2 separate regions of the Homo sapiens genome follow, and region 2 is linked to region 1. The links are chromatin contacts, found by Hi-C in ENCODE. All regions are on one chromosome and are shown on one strand. The core of a region is the stretch at or near the end of the contact, and the rest is flanking DNA. Distances in the headings are between cores, read along the strand shown.

What was found. A loop is a pair of places that touch in the nucleus more often than their neighbours do. Pooled maps may share reads with other maps.
Region 2: a loop to region 1 is called in a pooled map, with 4 times the contacts of the local background. The contact joins the promoter of ZNF236 here to the enhancer-like site in region 1. A Hi-C loop is called at or near these places in 4 of 50 pooled maps.

The regions. Positions count from the first base shown.
Region 1 is chr18:75,246,492-75,250,130 of GRCh38, reverse strand. The region is part of intron 1 of TSHZ1 (teashirt zinc finger homeobox 1); the gene reads right to left. Among named protein-coding and RNA genes, the nearest start is that of TSHZ1, 38 kb to the right of the region's middle. Within about 2 kb of position 2,175, at least 14 of the 41 ENCODE cell types and tissues checked have a DNase peak (open chromatin) inside an H3K27ac peak, as active enhancers do.
Region 2 is chr18:76,821,120-76,824,742 of GRCh38, reverse strand. ZNF236 (zinc finger protein 236) reads right to left here and starts at 2,186. Exons shown (of 31, transcript NM_001306089.2): 1 at 2,081-2,186. The coding sequence starts at 2,135. It overlaps ZNF236-DT (ZNF236 divergent transcript), which reads left to right and starts at 2,448. Exons shown (of 3, transcript NR_040024.1): 1 at 2,448-2,727. RefSeq lists silencers at 1,555-2,294, 2,415-2,604 and enhancers at 2,675-2,784, 2,825-2,904.

The sequences.
Region 1 (3,639 bases), core at 926-3,425:
GGTCAGACGGGGAGGTCATGCGTCCCCCACCAACTGCAGGGATGAGGCAAGAAGGAGGAAGTCACCCCCACCCCCCACCTACTGCAGGAGGAAGGCAGGAAGTCATGCGTCCTCCACCTACTGCAGGGGTGAGATGAGGAGGTCATGCGCCCCCCACCAACTGGAGGGGTGAGACGAGGAAGAGGAAGTCAACCCTCCCACCTACTGCAGGGGTGAGATGGGGAGGTCATGCACCTCCCACCAACTGCAGGGGTGAGGCAGGGAGGAGGAAGTCACCCCCGCCCCGCCTACTACAGGGGTGAGGTGAGGAGGAGGAAGTCATACCCCCACCTACTGCAGGTGTGAGGCAGGGAGGAGGAAGTAACCTCCCCCCACCTACTGCAGGGGTGAGGTGAGGAGGAGGAAGTCATACCCTCACCCCTACCTACTGCAGGAGTGAGGCAGGGAGGAGGTCATACGTCCCCCACCTACTGCATGGGTGAGTTGAGGAGGAGGAAGTCACCCCCACACAACACACCTACTGCAGGGGTGAGGTAGGGAGGAGGTCATGCATCCCCCACCTACTATAGGGGTGAGATGGCGAGGAGGTCACCTGCCCCTACCTACTTCAGGGGTGAGATGAGAAGGAAGTTACCTACCCTTCCCCCCTACCAAAGCCACCCCCATCCACTGCAGGAGTTAGATGAGGAGGAAGTCATCTGTTCCCCCCACCCACCCGCCTGCACCCTGCGCCACCTACTGCAGGGGTAGGGCAGGGAGAAGGCCAGCTGCCCCCACCCGCCACAGGGGTGAGAGCGATGCAGAGCCACAGGGCATGATCCTCTCCCCAGGACCCCGTGGGGGCAGGCGAGGCACCCAGGGCTCTCAACCCGTGTGGCTCCGGGGTCTCCACCAGAGGAGTTGCAGGAAGACCACTAGGAAGGATGTGTGTCTGAGCAGCCTGCCCGGGTAGCAGGTGGGGCCTGGGTGGCCGCAGGGACAAGGGACAGAGAGCAGCCACGGCCTGGAGCCCAGAGCCCCGGGTAGGCAGGAGGGCGGTGAAGGACCTGGCTTTCCCCCAGTAGCCCAGGGACCACAGTGGCCCAGATCTGGGGCTCCCATCCAAGCCTCTCCACCCCAGGGTGCCCGGCTCAGGCCCCGCGTTAGGAAGCAGACACCTGGGCCTCCTCCCACGCGGAGGTGGCTCGCCTGGTACTGCTGCTGGTGGGTGACCCTATGGCTTCACGGCACACCAGCTTCTAAATCCTTGCCTCTGCGGCTATTTCTAACCGTTCCCCCACACAAGACTTAGCAGAGCGTGCAGACACCACAGAGGGTAATTAAACCATCACACTCGCAAAGCTGGACGCACAGGCAAACACATGATGTATTGTTAACAGCAAGTATAATTAGGCAAGTAAACGTATATCTATATGTCATAGTTAACTGAAACATTAGCTTCCAATAAACGTATAAAATGGATTCCAAATGAGGGGAAAAATTTCTTTTAGAAATTTGTGGTTTTCTATTTTCTTTCACTTCAACTCTCCATTAATGTGGGCCAATTAACTGTCAATTGGATTTACAAAAATGTGTTTACATTTTCAGCCCCATATTTGTGAGTTCAGCATTACTCAGTCTATCTTACGATAAATAACCCTTGGATTATGTATAATGATAAGAGTATCTAAACAATCACAAGGTAATGCCTGAAATACACACGAAGGTGAGCGTGAAGGAAACATGTGGGCCACAGTCTAGGACTTTCCAGATGAACCTGAGGGTGAATACACTTCGATCACCTTCCACAGGCAACTTCATCATATGATATTTCTGAAGGGAAAAAGTCTTCAGTAAAAACAGAATTATTAACTTGCGCCAGAATCAGAACCTTATACTTGAAGTAGAATACAATTACTGAGGCCACTGATATTATGACAGAGCTACATTGCTATCACTGTCTATAAACATGATGAAAGTCTTGTCTGCCTGATGGATACAGTTTCCAGTATGAGAAACATTTTTGTAAGCTCACATATATTTTTCATATATAGCCTCAAATAATAGTTCTAGATGGCTTCTATTGTTCCAACCTCCTCAAAAAAATTATTTGGCTAGTGCGCTTATCTTTATATTTGAGAAAACAGTGCTTTCTTACTGTGGTTTCTGAATGCACCGGAAGCCTAGGATTTACTTTCACTTTGCCTGCACTGTGGCTCTGAATAAATAAAATCTTTTGCTATCACCCTTTCCCACTAAAATGAACAGGAAGTAAAAAAAAAAAAAAAGTAAGGTCTGAACATTTCAAATAAATACAGCAACAAGTATATTTAATGATAAGGTCACTGATATTTTTCACACTTCAAAAGAAGGACAAAGCTGTGCTTCTCTGCTGTGGGTGAGTGTGTGTGTGCTCACATATGAGTGTGTGACTGCTCCTCCGTCTCTCCCTTCTAATTATACCAAATACGGAGAACACTGGAAAAATTACAAAAATGGCTTCACCTCTATCTATATCAGAAAATCGCTTTACTGCAATAGCATTAAAAATGTAGGCACCAGTTCTCATAAGCAGAATGAGGGAAACAGTGTTTTCCAAAGTGAAATTTCAGGGAATCGTTCTTTTCAAAGTAAGATAACTTAAGGGGCAAGGCAATTCACGCAACTGAATCTAGCATCTGTTTTAAGTCATAAAGGCCATTACATTTTGTGGGTTGTGCAATTTGCTGTTTAACCAACTTTCTACAAAAGCATGGTGAAATGGCATATTTAAAACCAAGGGCAAAGGGACTCCACTCACTGAGAGAAGAGGCACAGCCCCCCCTGGCAGGAGCAGTGTGGCCCTCTGGGGTACCTCTCCCAGCAGCAGGCCCACCGCCTCAGCCCTGACCGCATGGCCTGCTCCTGGCCATTCCACCTCCTGTTTTATCTGTCAGAAAACACTGGCATTTGGTGAAGGTGTACGGTCGGTGGTGGGTCGATGCGGCAACTGAAAAGAAACTACAGCCTAGGGCACTTCCAGTTCAGCAACCCTGGGTAGCAATGCCTACCAAATGCTCTTCCTGAACAGAAAATTATATCTGGGTGCCTCCATTTGCTCGAGCAAAAAGATTATTCAGAAATCATATATACCACCAAAACACTGCAGGCTCAAACTTGGAATAAATCCTCCACTCCCGCTCCCTCTACAGCATTTTCAAGCAGGGCTTTAGTACTCCATTATTGTGAATGTTCTTTGGCCCACAGCAAAAAATATTGACAAAATTCTGCTTTTAAGACAGTTATTGTCTCTGTCTACTTGATAGCAGCCTTCAGAAGTTCACCTGCTAGCATTAAATTCTTGAGTTTGGGTGAAAGGAGAGAAAATTTGCCACATCTCAAGCTCTTCTGCTGTAGCAGCAGCAAATCAAATTATTCTTTCAATTAAACTAGCTTTGTGCCTAAAAACAAAAAAAGGCCACAGGCTTTCTTCCCCCACACAGAGAACTGAAGCCATCACCCCTTTAAACCCCATGACTTGAGCATGATCTCCACGGCTTAGTATTCTTGGATAATACAGCTCATAAAATTAAATCTACTCTCAGAGATTTCACTTATCACTGTGTGCTGTGAGCTTGCAGGCAATCAAGGGATCAAGAGTTCTGCACTGGGGTGTGTTTT
Region 2 (3,623 bases), core at 937-3,436, 1.6 Mb before region 1:
AAATAGAATAATTCTTGAGGCCTGAGGGTGAAACACCAGGTGGACAGGGATACCATCGGTGAGATGGGGATACTGGGGGAATGGGTGCCCCGCCTGTGGCCGTGGAAATTTTACATTCTTTCTCTATCCTAAGCCTTCTTCCAAGTAACTGAGACACTGCACCTTACATTATTTTTGGCAGATGGCATACTAACAAAACAATTAAACTAACGAAATAAGGTCAAGGCCAAAACTCAAAAGCGGGAGAGGCAACAAAGACTTCCTTAAAGGCCAGACACCATCAACCATTAATCAAAATTCTGAGCACTGCTGTTATCCAACTACAAATCTGCATACCTGGGTCATGGTGCAGCCAACATCTCTCCAGCAGCCCACAAAGGCCCATGAGGTGTGCGAAAGCTCGCTGAAACGCCTGTTGGTCACCAACGTTTCCGTAATGTGCACGTGTGTTAACTCTACCAAGTGCAATCACGACAAGAATTCCTGGTTTGGTGTGGCCTATGAATAAGTTTACATTGATTCCTACCCATTACCTCTTTCTTCCTAAACACAAAATTAACACAATCCTTTGTAGTTTCCAGGCCCGACCTTTCTCTGGGGCACCTGTGTTGTTTGGTCACAAGCTCTTTAATGAGCCTCAGTTTACTCATCCCCAAGAAAAGGGGAACACTTGAGTCACTAAGCTAAACAGTTAAATAAAAATCAACGGCAGTCAAGGTATAACCCACCGACTCCCATAGGGAGTCCTAGGCGCCCACTCCCCCTTAGAACCCCCTTCAAAACCCTTTCCAAACGCGGAGCGCCGCTCCAGTTGCACGGGTGACCAGGACCAGGGACCAGGCCTGCAGGGGGAGACTCGCGTCCAAGGCCGCACGGGAACCACGGCGCCCGCGAGAAAAAGCGCGGCGCCCCCTACCCCACTGCCCTCGACCTGGGAACCGCGGCACCGGCGAGTGCGCCCCGATCCCCCTGCGCAGGAAAGTCCGTTCCTCAAGCTCCGGGCTGGGGCTTTGGAAGGCAAGTCAATTCCTGACTGCTGGAAGGGCCAGGGTCTGGGGGTGCCCGGTTGTGTGTCTGCCTGCTCTTAAATTCTGGGCCTTTCTCCTTCCTTGGAAAACAAAATCTGAGTTATTTCATGACTTTAGCAAAGTACCATGGAGAATAAATTACTGGGGAAAACACTTCCTGACGCCTACTGTGTGCACGATCTAGCGCTCCCCACATAACACTGATGCCTACTGTATGCACGACCCACAGCGCTCTCCAGAAGCTCCAGGTTCAAGCTACCCGGATCACAATGGTGCCTACTGTTTGCACGACCCACAGCGCTCTCCAGATGCCCAGGGTTCCAGCCCCCCGGATCACAATGGCGCCTACTGTATGCACTACCCACAGCGTCTGCAGAGGCTCAGGGTTCAAGTTCCCGGATCACAATGGCGCCTACTGTATGCACGCCCCACAGCGCGCCCCAGATAACACTGGAGCACACTGTGTGCACGACCCTGCGCTTCCCGGACAACGCTGGCGCCTACTGTGTGCACGACCCCGCGCTCCACGGCCTCCCTGTGGGCCGAGCCCAACGTCCCCGGGGCAGCCGGCGCCGCGCAGGGTCGGGCGGGGGCGCCGTCCGGGAGGAGCCCGGGGCGCGGTATCCGCAGGCCCGGGCTCTGGCCAGGCCGCCTCCCCAGCGCGCCCCGCGGCCCTCCGGCCCCGGGACGGAACACGGGGCGGCCACTTTCCCTCAAGTTCAGCGCGGGCCGCGGCAGGGCCAGCGGGGGCAGGGCGCGCGCAGGAGGCGGCCGCCTGCTCCCTCACCCGCCTCCCGCCTCCCGCCTCAGCCGCCGCCCGGCCCAGGAAAGTAGGCCCAGCGCGCGGAGGGGCCGGGCGGCGACTCGCCCGTATCATTCCGCCCGCGCTGCGGCCCGCCCGGCCAGTCGGCGGCGGCGGCGGCCCGGGTCTGCGCGGCCCCCGCCCCCGCCCCGCCGCTCCCGGCGCCCCCCGCGCCGCATCCGGGGACTGGCAGGGCGCGGGCCCCGCACCGGCCGCCGGCGGGGCGCGAGGGCGCGGCCGCGGGCCTTACCGGAGTCGCCGCGCGCCTTGCTCTCCCTGGGCTTCGGGGGGCGGCCCCGCGGCATCGTCGGCGGCCCGGCTCGCACCCACACCCACTCACACTCACACTCACACTCACACGCGGCGGCGGGGGCGCGCACGCGCGGGCACCGGGGCGGGGGCGCGCCCAGCCGGCGCTAGAGGCGGGCGGAGCTGCCCGGCGGCGGGCGGCCCGGTCCGAGCGCCGCCGGGCTCACGGGGGAAAGGCGCCTGAACGCGCGCACCGGAGCGCTCGAACCGCGCCGGCCTTGGCAGGTTCCATGGCCCGCGGGCCGCGGTGGGGGCGTTGGGCGCGGGCGCGGGCGCGGTGGGGGCGGGGGCGGCGGCGGGGCGCATGCGCGGCGCCGCGGGGCCTTAGCGGACGGAGGGGAGCGCGGGGGTCACCGGGCCGGGCCGGCAGCCCTAGAGCTCGGCCTGGCGGGGACCCTGGGCCAGCCCCGCGCCTCCGTGGCCCGGGCGTCTCGTGCGTGTCCGCGAACTCGCGTGCGCGCGTCACCTCGGACCGCAGCATGGCTCGGAGGGCGGCCCTACTCGCGCCGCCCTAGTGCTGCGAAGGGCCTCGGAGCCCAAACCCGGAACCGCCATCTGGGACTGGGAAGACGACATGGCCAGAAGCCGGTAATGTTCCTTTCCCTGGGGGCAGTGCATTAAAATGGACCATTTCACGTGTGCTGGTCTTGTGTGTTGTTGCCTGCGCTAACTTACACGAAGTGGCAACAGGAACAGGCAGCGCAGCACCCGAGCGCCGGGTGGAGAGGCCGGCCGAGCCCGGGGAAAGCGACCTTACTCTGTCACCTGGGCTGGAGTGCAGTGGCGCAAATTAAAGTGTGCAGTTTGATACATCTTGACACATGTATACACTGTGAAACCATCATCACAATCAACAGTGAAGATGTTCCTCCCGTCTCTCTGTAACCCTTTCCTCTCTCCCTCCTTCCCTCCTCCCCCTCCCACCCATCTGCTTTTTGTCACTATAGTTTGAATTTCCTGGAGTTTTTAAATATCTTTTTATACAGACTGGGTCTCGCTTGCTCTGTCACCCAGGCGGGAGTGCAGTGACACGATCGGGACCCACTGTAGCCTCAAACTCCTGCCCTTAAGCAATCCAACTGCTTCAGCCTCCCGAGTAGCTGAGACTGCAGGTGAGGACCGCCATGTCTAGCTTTTTGTTTTTTTTTAAACATATGGGGTCTCTCTGTGTTGCCCAGCCTGCTCTGGAACTCCTAGCTTCAATTGACCCTCTGCCTCAGCCTCCCAAAGTGTTGGGATTGCAGATGTGAGCCACTGTGCCCAACCTGTTTTTCTTGGTGTTTTATATAAATGGAATTGTATCGCACGTAATCTTTAGGGAAGTGGGGGCTGTTCATTGAGCATAATTATGTTGGAATTCATCTATATATTGATAAATATTTTAAGTGCTTTTTATTGCTGAGCGGTGTCTAGGAGTCATTCTTGCTTACCCTTTCCCACTGCAGCCTTCACTCAATCTCATCAAAGATCTAGCTCCAATATAT